2 separate regions of the Homo sapiens genome follow, and region 1 is linked to region 2. A link is a contact called in ENCODE Hi-C or POLR2A ChIA-PET data. All regions are on one chromosome and are shown on one strand. The core of a region is the stretch at or near the end of the contact, and the rest is flanking DNA. Distances in the headings are between cores, read along the strand shown.

Region 1 (6,055 bases), core at 3,556-6,055, 290 kb before region 2:
GGATTGCTTGAGCCCAGGAGTTCAAGACCTGCCAGGGCAACATAGTAAGACTGCATCTCTACAAATAAGTACAAAAAATTAGCTGGGCCTGGTGACATGCGTGTCTGCAGTCCCAGCTGCCTGGGAGGCTGAGGTGGGAGGATCACTTGAGCTGGGCAGATTTAGTCTGTGTGAGCCGAGATCATGCCACTGCACTCCAGCCTGGGTGACAGAGACACTTTCTCAAAAAAATATATACACATATATATATAATAAAAAAATAATAAAATTTTTATTTTGTAGAGATGGGTCTCGCTATGTTGCCCAGGCTGGTCTCCAATTCTGGCCTCAAGACATCCTCCTGCCTAGGCCTCCCAAAGCACTGGGATTACAGGCGTGAGCCACCGCGGGTGGCCTCGCCACCCCCCAAGTCTTCCTCCCTCCCTCCCTCCCTTCCTCTCTGTCTTGTTTTCCTTCCTTCCTTCTTCCTTCCTTCCTCTCTCTCTCTCTCTCTTTCTTCTTTCTCTTCTTCCTTTCTTTCTTTCCTTTTTTTGAGACGGAGCCTTGCTCTGTCTCCCAGGTTGGAATGCGGTGGCACAATCTCAGCTCACCACAACCTCTGCCCCCTGGGTTCAAGCGATTCTCCTGCCTCAGCCTCTCAAGTAGCTGGGATTACAGGCACCCTTCACCGCGCCCTACTAATTTTTGTATTTTAGTAGAGGCGGGGTTCCTCCATATTGGCCAGGCTGGTCTCGAACTCTTGACCTCAAGCGATCCCCCCGCCTCCAACTCCCAAAGTGCTGAGGTTACAGGCTTGAGCCACCGCGCCCGGCCACCCCCCAAGTCCTGACCACCAAAAGCGTTTCCAGACATTGCCAAATGTTCCCTGGGGGAAGGGGAATGAAGAGCCCTTGCCCCTGTTTGAGAACCACAATGTGAAGCAAATCGCCCACTCAGCCCGGGCGCGCGCTCACCGAGGTGGCAACTGGGCGCGCGAGGCTGCGGGCGCGCGTCGTGGGGTGGAAAGAGCGCCTGGTGCGTGGTGGGCGGGATGCGCAACTTGTCGCGGTCGCCAGGAGGCAGGGAGTCGCGGTCGAAGATGAGGCGCGCGCCGCGGATCCGCTCTCGGGTGCGCGCCGGCAGCTCGGGCCAGCCGTAGGCGGCGTGCGCGTTGGAGAGGCCGATCCCGGCGTGCGCGTCCTCGTGCAGGTGCAGGTTGCCGGCCTGCATGGCGAGCGTGCGTTCCCGCGCCTGCGCTTGCAGCAGCTCCCACGGCGGCGTGGATGGCGGCGGGAACGCGCGGTGCGCCTCCGACACGCGCTCTTCCCGGTCCCAGCGCGGGTCCATTGGGAAAAGCAGCGCGGGCGGCGGCTGCAGGCTCGGCGGCTCCCGGGTGGCAGCCGGGTAGGCAAAGTCCCGGTGCGACGTGGTGCGCATGGTGCCCTCGTGCAGCCGCAGGTCAGGCCCCAGCGAGAAGTGCGAGGCCTTGAGGAAGTCCAGCCGGGACATCGGGCACGGGCGCGAGCACGGCAGGAGGGCGCCTGTGGCCATCGCGGGACACCAGCCACCTGCGAGAGGGTGGAGATGAGGGACTGAGCAAGTGCCCATTGGGGCACTTGCCTTTGACTCCTGCTTTTGACTCCTTTCTGCTGCCTTTGACTCCTTTCTGTTCGCCAAGCACTGAGCTGGAGGCTGGGGACATCACGGGAAACTGGTACAGCTTCTGTGCCTTCCCCCAGCGAGAGCAGAGACAGAAATAATCATGGCTGGGCGCGGGGGCTCACGCCTGTAATCTCAGCACTTTGGGAGGCCGAGGCCGGTGGATCACCTGAGGTCAGGAGTTCGAGACCAGCCTGGCCAACGTGGTGAAACCCTGTCTGTACTAAAAATAATTTTTAAAAAAAATTAGCCTGGAGTGGTGGTGGGCGCCCGTAGTCCCAGCTACTCGGGAGGCTGAGGCAGGAGAATCGCTTGAACCCGGGAGGCAGAGGTTGCAGTGAGCCGAGATTGTGCCATTGCACTCCAGCCTGGACGACAGAGCGAGACTCCGTCTCAAAACATAAAAAAAAATCTTTCATGTGGTGCCTACTGTAGGCCTGGCACACAGTAGGCACCACATAAATGATTTCTGTCCCTACTCTAGGCCTGGAGGCCAGCAGGGGTGGGGAACTAACATTAGTTCACAAAATAGACCTAGATCCCTGCCTTTGTGGAATTGATAATGGGGCGGGAGATGACAGACAATAATAAAAAATATAACAACAAAAATTGAAGAGTAGGTTAGAAGGTAATAGCTGGGTACTGTGACTCACACCTGTATCCAGGCACAGTGAGAGGTCAGAGCAAGAGGACTGCTTGAGCCCGGGAGTTCAGGACCAGCCTGGGCAATATAGTGGGACCCCGTCTCCACACACACACACACACACACACACACACACACAAATTAGACAAGTGTGGTGGGCTCAACCTCTTGGGCTCAAACGGTCCTCTCACCTCAGTCTTCTGAGCATCTGGGACTATAGGTGTGCACCACCATGCATGGCTAATTCTTTCTATTTTTTTTTTTAGAGACAGGGGTCTGGCTATGTTGCTCAGGCTGGTCTCAAACTCCTGGGCTCAAGCAACCCTTCTGCCTCAGCCTCCCAAAGTGCTGGGATTACAGGTGTTAGCCACCATGCCTGGCCAAGGGTAGGTTTTAACCACTGCTTCACAAAAGACATTGAGGCTCAGGGAGGTGGTCATTTGCTTGAGATTTGAACCCAGGGCGACTCTGATTCTAGAACTTGGAGAATTAACCACTGCATTCTACTGTATGTCTGATACAAGAACCGCGTCTTCTCACCCTCAGTCAGTTGTCAAGGCCACGGTTTTCTCCTTCTTCCCCTCTGGGGGACCCATTTTTGTTCCTCTGCCTAACTCCAGCCCTGCACCCCAGCCACTGGCCATCTCCGTTTCTGCCACACTTTTTCTCCCTTCTCTCCCCCTCCCCCGCCCCTCCCCCCTCCCCTCCGCTCCTTTCACTTCCCTACCTTCTCTCTCTTTCTTTCTTTCCTTTTCTTTTTGTGACAGAGTCTCACTCTGTCCCCCAGGCTGGAGTACAGTGGCACGATCTCAGCTCACTGCAACCTCCACCTCCTGGATTCAACTGACTCTCCTGCCTCAGCCTCCCAAGTAGCTGGGATAACAGGTACCTGCCACCATGCCCGTCTAAGTTTTGTATTTTTGGTAGAGACGGGGTTTCACCACATTGGTCAGGCTGGTCTCGAACTCCTGACCTCAAGTGATCTGTCTGCCTTGGCCTCCCAAAGTGCTGGGATGACAGGTGTGAGCCACTGTGCCCGGCCTGCCACGCACTTTCTTACTGGTTTTCCCCTGCTCTGCAGTTGTCCTAGGTCCTGCCTATTCTCAATCTCTTCCTGTCTTCACACCTTCTGAGAGTTAGCTCTCTCCTCTGACCTTCAGCTTCAGACTCCAAGCCTCCCCTGACCCTCCGCCTCTGCTCAGTCACCTGGGACTTTCTTGCCTTTGCTTAGATCACAAGTGTCTCCCATGCTCTCCTCTCTGTCTCCCTTGGAGACCAGCATTCCAAGTTCTCAGGCTCACCTCTTGCAGGAAGACCTCCCAGATCACTTCAACCCACAAAACCTGCTTACCTCTACCTATTTAGAAAACATGGATCAGACGGGTGCAGTGGCTCAGGCCTATAATCCCAGCACTTTGGGAGGCCGAGGTGGGCAGATCTCCTGAGGTCGGAGTTCAAGACCAGCCTGACCAACATGGAGAAACCCCATCTCTACTAAAAATACAAAATTAGTCAGGCGTGGTGGCGCATGCCTGTAATCCCAGCTACTCCAGAGGCTGAGGCAGGAGAATAGCTTGAACCCAGGAGGCAGAAGTCGTGGTGAGCCAAGATTGCGCCATTGCACTCCAGCCTGGGCAACAAGAGCGAAACTCTGTCTCAAAAAAAAAAAAAAAAAAAAGAAAAAAATACAAAAATTAGCTGGGCATGGTAGTATGCACCTGTCATCCCAGCTACTCAGAAGGCTGAGGCGGGAGAACCGCTTGAACCTGGGTGGCAGAGGTTGCAGTGATCCGAGACCACGCTACCGCACTCCAGCCTGGGTGACAGAGCGAAACCCCATCACAAAAATAGAAAGAAAACATGGATGAAGGGTGTGTGTGTGTGTGTGTGTGTGTGTGTGTATGTGTGTGTGTGTGTTTTAATGAAACCACAGTTTTTCAGTGTGTAAGTTTGTTGCTTTTTTTTTTTTCTCAGCTCACTGCAACCTCTTCCTCCTGGATTCAAGCGATTCTCCCACCTCAGCCTCCAGAGTAGCTGGGACTGTAGGTGTCCGCCACCACGCCCGGCCAATTTTTGTATTTTTAGTAGAGACGGGGTTTCGCCATGTTGGCCAGCCTGGTCTCGAACTCCTAGCCTCAGGTGATCCACCCTCCTCGGCCTCCCAAAATGCTGGGATTACAGGCATGAGCCACCGCGCCTGGCTGAGTTTGCTGCTTTTTGAATCATTTGCCCCCTGCAATAGTTGAGAGTTGAATATGACCTCCAAAATGGGTCATCAGAGAATCCAACAACTGAGACTACTAGCCAGGTAATCTTGGAATAAGTCATTAAGCTCCCATGAGCCTCAGTTTTCACCTCTGTACATCAGGGACGAGGACAGTGCACCTACCTCAAGGGATGGCGTGTGAATCAATGAGTTTTAGAAAATTCACTTAGCTACAGACCAGATCTTTGGGTCTCCCTCTGTCCCTGGTCTCTCAGAGGATCCTCATGTTCCTTCCCAGGCTGCATCCAAGGGTGGTCCAGCCCTGCGCATTGTGACCCCAAGAGCTTCCTTTGTGTAATGATACTGTCACAATGACCACTCAGCACCTCTAGGGGCAGCCGGGAGGAAAATTAGCAGGCAGGCTTGGTGCGAATACTGCCTCCTTAGAGCTCCAGGAACCCAGGCAAGTAATTGACTTTTTGGAGCCTCTGGGGTTTTGTTCGGTTGGTTTTGTTTTTGAGGTAAGCTCTCGCTATGTTGCCCAGGCTGGACTTGAAGTCCTGGGCTCAAGCGATCCTCTCGCCTCAGCCTCCCAAGTGGGTGGGTCCACAGGTGTGTGCCACCATGCCTGGCTAGGACTTAGGTTTTGTCATCTGCAAAAGGGGACTAATGATGGTAGCCAGTTCAGAAAGCAGTGTCAGTATTGAGGATTTGATTAAATAGGCTGCTGGTGTCCATTATTATTATCATCCTCTAAAGTTTTTCTGTCCCTCTACCTTCTACACACCCCACACAGAATGGACCCACTTCCCTGAATCACTGCACCTCTTGATATTATTCTAGGGCTCACAGATCTCCCTTTAAAGGGGCCGGTCACCCCTCCTTCCCCAGTCAAAGACCACCAGGAATGTACCTGTGATTGAACACATTCAAGCTTATTATTCATCAGAGAGAGAGAGAGAAAGAAAGAGAGAGGGAGAGAGAGCTCATACATGTCATAGGGCACTATGGCGGTCTCAGTAGGGAGGTGTTAGAAAGAACTTTTTTTCGCTATTTATTTATTTATTTATTTATTTGAGATGGAGTTTCGCTCTTGTTGCCCAGGCTGGGGTGCAGTGGCACGATCTCAGCTCATCGCAACCTCCGGCTTCAAGTGATTCTCCTGCCTCAGGCTCCCGAGTAGCTGGGATTATAGGCATGTGCCACCACACCCAGCTAATTTTGTATTTTTAGTAGAGATGGGGTTTTTCCATGTTGGTCAGGCTGGTTTCGAATTGCCGACCTCGGGTGATCCGCTCGCTTCAGTCTCCCGAAGTGCTGGGATTATAGGCGTGAGCCACCACGCCCGGCCAGAAAGCACTTATTATGGGATTTGCAATTCTGCTCGGTGTTTTGGGGGCACAGCTTAAGGAAGTAGGGGATTTGGGTGGGATGAATTTATTGGTTGGAAATTTTACTTTCTTTTTTGAGATGAGCAGATAAAAACAAATAAAAACAACACACAGGTGAGGCATGGTGGCTCACATTTGTAATCTCAGCCTCCCAAAGTAGCGTCCAGAAAAGGGCTG
Region 2 (6,476 bases), core at 1,309-3,808:
TATATACATATATATTTATATATATAACTTATCTTGAAGACGGTTTTGGCACGCCTTAACTTTTATGCCAGAGGCCAGTGCCTTGCTTGTGTCACCCTGGTTCCAAGAATCTGCATAGTTTTTCCCAGCCCATTCTACAGACAGGGAAACTGAGGACCAGGCACACTAGGTTCCCCTCCAGGAGTCGCACAGCGAGGAGAAAGTGGAGCCATGACTTGATGCCAAACACTGAGACTCCAGAACCCATATTTTCTCAGCTCTTAGGTTTTTGTCAATTTCCTAAATTTGTGTGTGTTTTAGTGGGGCTGAGTTTCTCCTGTTAATTTGTTTATGGAGAGGAGACACTCTTGTTTACTTTTTTTTTTTTTTTTTTGAGACAGAGTCTCTGTTGACCAGGCTGCAGTGCAATGGCTCAATCTCGGCTCACTGCAACCTCCACCTCCTGGGTTCAAGCGATTCTCCTGCCTCAGCTTCCCGAGCAACTGGGATTACAGTCACACACCACCACACCTGACTAATTTTTGTATTTTTAGTAGAGATGGGGTTTTCCCATGTTGATCAGGCTGGTCTCAAACTCCTGACCTCAGGTGATCCACCCGCCTCGGCCTCCTAAAGTGCTGAGATTACGGGTGTGAGCCACTGCGCCTGGCTCTTGGCGTTCTCCCTTAGTAATACTTCTTGGGGGTCATTTTGAATCTCTGTTTCTTCTGTGGTCACGTTCATTTGGAATTTACTTATTCAACCCACAACCAATAGACATTTCCAGCCCTTTGTTAGTATAAACAGAACTTCTCTTTGACTTTCACAGCGTTTTTGTTCTGGAGGTGCTATCCTTGATTGCTAAGACACCCACGACATTGCTCTTGGAATTGGAGTAGGGTGGATGAAATAGTATTCAAAGATGGGGGTGGTGCAAATGTTCTGTATTTCAACCTGTACATTAGTCAAGTGTTATTTTTACCCTCATGTACATCTATTATGGAATAAAATACATGACTTTGGCCAGGCGTCATGGCTCACACCTGTAATCCCAGCACTTTGGGAGGCTGAGACGGGAGGATCGCTTGAATCCAGGAGTTCGAGACCAGCCTGGGCAGCATAGCAAGACCCCTTCTCTAAAAAAAAAAAATTAGCTGGGCATGGTGGTGTGTGCCTATAATCCCAGTTACTCGAGAGGCTGAGGCAGGAGGATCAGTTAAGCCTGGGAAGTCGAGGCTGCAGAGAGCTGTGATAGGCAGCCTGGGTGACAGAGAAAGACCCTGTCTCAAAACAAAAAACAAAACAAAACATGACTTTTATGGAGTTGAGCTCAACGTTTGCATACACATGAGGAGCAGAAGCTGGAGGTTTCAAATAAATATCTGGCTTCTGCAGGCTGCCTGGAGAGAGGTGAGAGCGATGCATTGGTCACCCAGCCTGGAGTGCAGTGGTGTGATCACAGCTCACTGCAGCCTTGACCTTCTGGGCACAAGCAATCCTCCTGCTTCAGCTTCCTGAGTAGCTGGGACCACAGGTGTGTGCCACTATGCCCAGCTAATTTTATTTATTTATTTAGAGATGGAATCTTGCTCTGTCGCCCAGGCTGGAATGCAGTGGCACAATCTTGGCTCACTGCAACCTCTGCCTCCTGGGTTCAAGCAGTTCCCATGCCTCAGCCTCCTGAGTAGCTGGGATCACAGGCATGTGCCACTATGCCCAGCTAATTTTTTTTTTTAATGGAGTCTTGCTCTGTTGCCAGGCTGGAATGCAGTGGCGCCATCTTGGCTCACTGCAACTTCCAACTCCCCTGTTCAAGCGATTCTCCTGCTTCTGCCTCTCGAGTAGCTGGGATTACAGGCACGCGCCACCATGCCCAGCTAATTTTTGTATTTTTAGTAGAGAGGGGGTTTCGCATGTTGGCCAGGATGGTCTCGATTTCCTGACCTCGTGATCCGCCCACTTCGGCCTCCCAAAGTGCTGGGATTACAGGCGTGAGCCACTGCGCCCAGCCTAATTTTTGTACCCCTAGCCGAGACAGGGTTTTGCCATGTTATCTAAGCTGGTCTCGAGCTCCTGGGCTCAAGCGATCCACCCGCCTGGGCCTCCCAAAGTGCTGGGATTACAGGTGTGAGCCACTGCGCCCGGCCACAGCTGTTGTTTTCTCACTGGCTTGAGAATTGTTCTCTTAAGCTGGTCAAGGTTATGACGGTTTGTGTGGCCTGTGCACGTGTGTGTGGTCAAATCCCATTTTTCTAAAGCAAAGTTTCTATTTGGGTATCTGCTGTTTAATTTTTCAGGGATTTTTTTTTTCCGGTTGCTAAGGAAAGTACATTAAATTTTATCTTTGTATCCTGTAGAACTCTTTGTGAATAATACACGGCCAGAGGGAAGATAGGCTGAGGAAACAGATAGGAAGGAAGTTCAAGGGGGGGATTTCTATGTGAGAACCAAGAAACACCTTTGATCTTTAGATTTCAAAGTGGGAAGTTCAAGGTGAGGTGGGCGTGGAATTAGGAGTAAACCCAAGAAGAGCGAGTGGGCGGTTCCTCCTGGCAGCCACAGAATAGTTACGTGGCATGAGGTCAGTAGCATCTCAGAGGGTGTTGTTGTCTTTGACTTAGATGAGTTCCAAGAAGCAGAAGTTCGTGAGCCAAACACGAGGTGGTTTTCTGGGGGGTACAAGGGCTGGAAGAGGGGCCAGCTCTTAACCACAAATCCCTTTCCATGCCCAAGGCCAAGCTCCTTGTAACTCTTTTCTTTCTTTGCCTCCCTCCCTCCCTCCCTCCCTCCTTCCCTTCCTTCCTTCCTTCCTTCCTTCCTTCCTTCCTTCCTTTCCTTCCTTCCTTCTCAAACAAGGTCTCACTCTATCACCCAGGCTAGAGTGCAACGGCACAGTCATAGCTCATTGCAGCCTCAAACCCCTGTGCTCAAGTGATCCTCCTGCCTCAGGCCCTCAAGTAGTTTTTAAACTTGTTTGTAGAGATGGGTCTTGCTATATTGCCCAGGCTTGTCTCGAACTTCTGGTCTTAAGCGATCCTCCTGCCTCAGCCTCCCAAAGTGCTGGGATTACAGGTGTGAGCCACTGGCCCGGCCCATTCTCCTTTCTTTAGCCAGGCTAGGGAGACATAAGTGGGGAAACTCATGTTGTTTTTTGAGATGGTTGCTTTATTCTCGTGATATTTTCCCTCTTTCCAACTTCCTTGAGCCCTCCCCAGCCTCCTCTTAGTGTCTGTGTGTGGGTGAGGGGGCTTTGGTATACCTTCTGCTTTGGGTCTCATTCATTTTAATTTTTTATTTTGTTTTGTTTTGTTTTGTTTTGAGATGGAGTCTCACTCTGTTGCCCAGGCTGGAGTGCAGTGGCACCATCTTGGCTCACTGCAACCTCTGCCTCCCGGGTTCAAGCGATTCTCCTGCCTCAGCCTCCCGAGCAGCTGGGGATTACAGGTGCATGCCACCATGCCTGGCTAATTTTTCTATTTTTAGCAGAGACAAGGTTTCACCATGTTGGCCAGGCTGGTCTCGAACTCCCGACCTCAGGTGATCTGCTTGCCTCAGCCTCCCAAAGTGCTGGGGTTACAGGCGTGAACCACCGTGCCTGGCCACGGGTCTCATTCATTTTAGTTGGAGCCCAAATTCACTGGTGGTTCAAGTTCCCAATCATTCTCGGCATTCTATAATCACAGGCCTCAGAGAGTAATGCTCCCAATGGCCCTCAAATTATGGTTTCCTTAGGAGGCTATTAAATCTTGATTTCTGAGAGGAAAATTGGGGATTTTGTGTTTTCCCTTTTAGACTTGAGTGTTCTGTTACTGTGGATGAGCTCTTCTAGAAACTTCCAAGCAGTTTCAAAGGGGATTTAGATGTCATCAGGAAGTGTGGTTGACAACGTGATATTTGGGCTTTAGAAAAACAGCGTGTCACCCGTTTTATTTATTCCTTGATGACTCTTTTTTTGTTTGTTTTTGTTGTGGTCGTTGTTGTTGAGACAGGGTCTCACTCTGCCACCCAGGCTGGACTGCACTGGTGCAATCTCTGTTCACTGAAACCTCCTCCTCCTGGGTTCTTGCAAATAGACAGTCCCATTTGGTGGTGACGGGAGACAGTGACAGATCATCAAGCATTAGATTCTCATAAAGAGCGTGCAACCCAGATCCCTCGCATGCACAGTTCACAATAGGGTTCACGCTCCTAGGAGAATCTAATGCTGCTGCTGATCTGACAGGAGGCGCAGCTCAGATGGTCATGCAAGCAATGAGGAGTGACTGTAAATACAGATGAAGCTTCCATCGCTCGCCCGCCCCTCGTCCACTGCTGTGCAGCCTGGTTCCTAACTGGCTGGTTTGAAACTAGACTGGGCAACATGGCCAAACCCCGTCTGCTCAAAAAATACCAAAATTAGCTGAGTGTGGATCACAAGTGTGTGCCTGTAGTCCCAGCTACTTGGGAGGCTGAGGTGGGAAGATTGAGTGAGCCCAAGAGGTAGAAGCTGCAGTGAGCTATGATCACACCCACTGCACTCCAGCCTGGGTTACAGAATGAGATTCTGTCTCTCAACTCCCTGAGGGGTGGGGGACCCCTGGTTTAATCCATCCAACCCTCTCTTCCCATGAAATAAAGGAAGTTGTGAGTGCTATTTTGTGCGTCATCCCCTCCAGTATTCAAGTCAGCCCAAGGTACTTCGATGGTTCCCGTCTGCACATGGGGAAACCGAGGCACAGAAAGCAGACTCATGTGACCAGGAAGTAGCTGTGTCTGCTCGAAACTCAGGTCGACCTGATACCATAAGTCCTTGCACTCCACGTGCTGGCTATTGAAGCTGTGGCTCGCAGGTCTGATGGGAGAGCCTCAGACAGTGTCTCACTCTGTCACCCAGGCTGGAGTGCTGTCATGCAGTCATAACCCACTGCAGCTTTGACCTCCTGGGCTAATTGATCCTCCCACCTCAGCCTCCCGAATAGCTGGGACTACAGGTGTGCACCACAATGCCCACCTAATTTTTGTATTATCTGTAGAGATGGGCGTGGGGGGTGTGAGGGGTCTTGCCATGTTGCCCAGGCTGGTCTTGAACTCCTGACCTCAGGTGATCCTCCAGCTTCAGCCTCCCAAAGTATCGGGATTACAGGCATGAGAGAGCCACTGCAGGAAGCCAAGAGAGCAGATTTGGACAATGTAGAATTTCTCCACGCTCCTCCTACTGTCCCCATCTTAGGCCTGGCTACTGCGGGACTGACAGGCATGGCTGGCTGTCCATCCGTTCCTTAGTTTGATTGCATGGCAGACATGAGGAAGGAAGGTGAGAACTGAGCTAGAAAGTTGGCATTTGGTGCTCTGGTTTCTCAATGCAAGAAAGTAACACTTTGGCTTTTATAGAATAACCTTCTGAGGAAATTAACAACCCGGGCGTTTCAGCCCCCTGTGAACTTGATTGGAGCATGGTCACAATTTGTAACGAAATGTGCTTGCATGCCCAGTGCTAAAGATTTCTCTCTGTCTACCCTCTAGGCTGTGGAAAGGTCTGTTCTAACCATTAGCTTGTATCTGGAGCTCAGATGGTGCCGGACACTCCGTAGGAGCTCAGATCTGTTGATAGAAGCCACTAGAGAATGGGACAAGCAACAGGAGGTGTTTTGCTGCCTAGTAAACTTTTTTTGAGATGAAGTTTCACTTTTGTTGCCCAAGCTGGAGTGCAGTGGTGCCTTCTCGGCTCACCGCAACCTCTGCCTCCTGGCTTCAAGCGATTCTCCTGCCTCAGCCTCCCAAGCAGCTGGGATGACAGGCACCCGCCACCATGCCCGGCTAATTTTTTTTGTATATTTAGTAGAAATGAGGTTTTGCCATGTTGGCCAGGCTGGTCTCGAGTTCCTGACCTCAAGTGCTCTGCCCGCCTCGGCCTCCCAAAGTGCTGGGATTACAGGCGTGAGCCACTGCGCCCGGCTCTACCCATCTTTCTTACATGATGATGTTCAGCAGCCAGCCTGATAGGGGAGCATTGTTTGTCCTTTTTTTCCTTATTGCATTTTCCCCGCATAGGTGCCAGGGCTCAGTAGCATAAATCCAGGTAGAACTGGGAAGTTCCAGGTATCTGGGCTGTTTGCTCTGGTGGACAAAGAGCAGCTGCAAGGTGGGTCTTGATTAGCCAGTGAAGTCTGAGGATCCAGAGGGAAACTTATTCCTTTCTTTTGTTGAAATCAACATGAGCAGGAAATGGATCTTTCCCCCAATCAGAGAACTTCACATGTTTTTCTAATAGAATAGCAGTGTCTGAGGTATATACACGGGGAGTGGCCCCCCGGGAAAACGAGGCCATGAGGCTCCTGGCATGGAGATGACACACGAAGACTCTCGTAACTTATAGAGGGGAAAATAAAGCAGTCATTCCAGGCTGGGCATGGTGGCTCACGTCTGTAATCCCAGCACTTTGGGAGGCCGAGGCAGGTGGATCACCTGAGGTCAGGAGTTCGAGACCAGCCTGGCCAACATGGTGAAACCCCAACTCT

Evidence for each region. Hi-C counts contacts between places; a loop is a spot of excess contacts on that map. ChIA-PET counts read pairs that join two places held with the same protein, here RNA polymerase II (POLR2A). Pooled maps may share reads with other maps.
Region 1: a loop to region 2 is called in a map of gastrocnemius medialis, with 3 times the contacts of the local background. The contact joins the promoter of SAXO5 here to the enhancer-like site in region 2. A Hi-C loop is called at or near these places in 1 of 168 maps with a recorded cell type or tissue (gastrocnemius medialis) and 5 of 50 pooled maps. POLR2A ChIA-PET finds 5 or more read pairs at or near these places in 1 of 52 experiments (HCT116).

What each region holds. Positions count from the first base shown.
Region 1 is chr19:7,496,298-7,502,352 of GRCh38, reverse strand. SAXO5 (stabilizer of axonemal microtubules 5) reads right to left here and starts at 4,805. Exons shown (of 9, transcript NM_198534.3): 1 at 4,671-4,805; 2 at 954-1,547. The coding sequence starts at 1,530.
Region 2 is chr19:7,204,238-7,210,713 of GRCh38, reverse strand. The region is part of intron 2 of INSR (insulin receptor); the gene reads left to right. Among named protein-coding and RNA genes, the nearest start is that of INSR, 87 kb to the left of the region's middle. Within about 2 kb of position 2,558, at least 6 of the 41 ENCODE cell types and tissues checked have a DNase peak (open chromatin) inside an H3K27ac peak, as active enhancers do.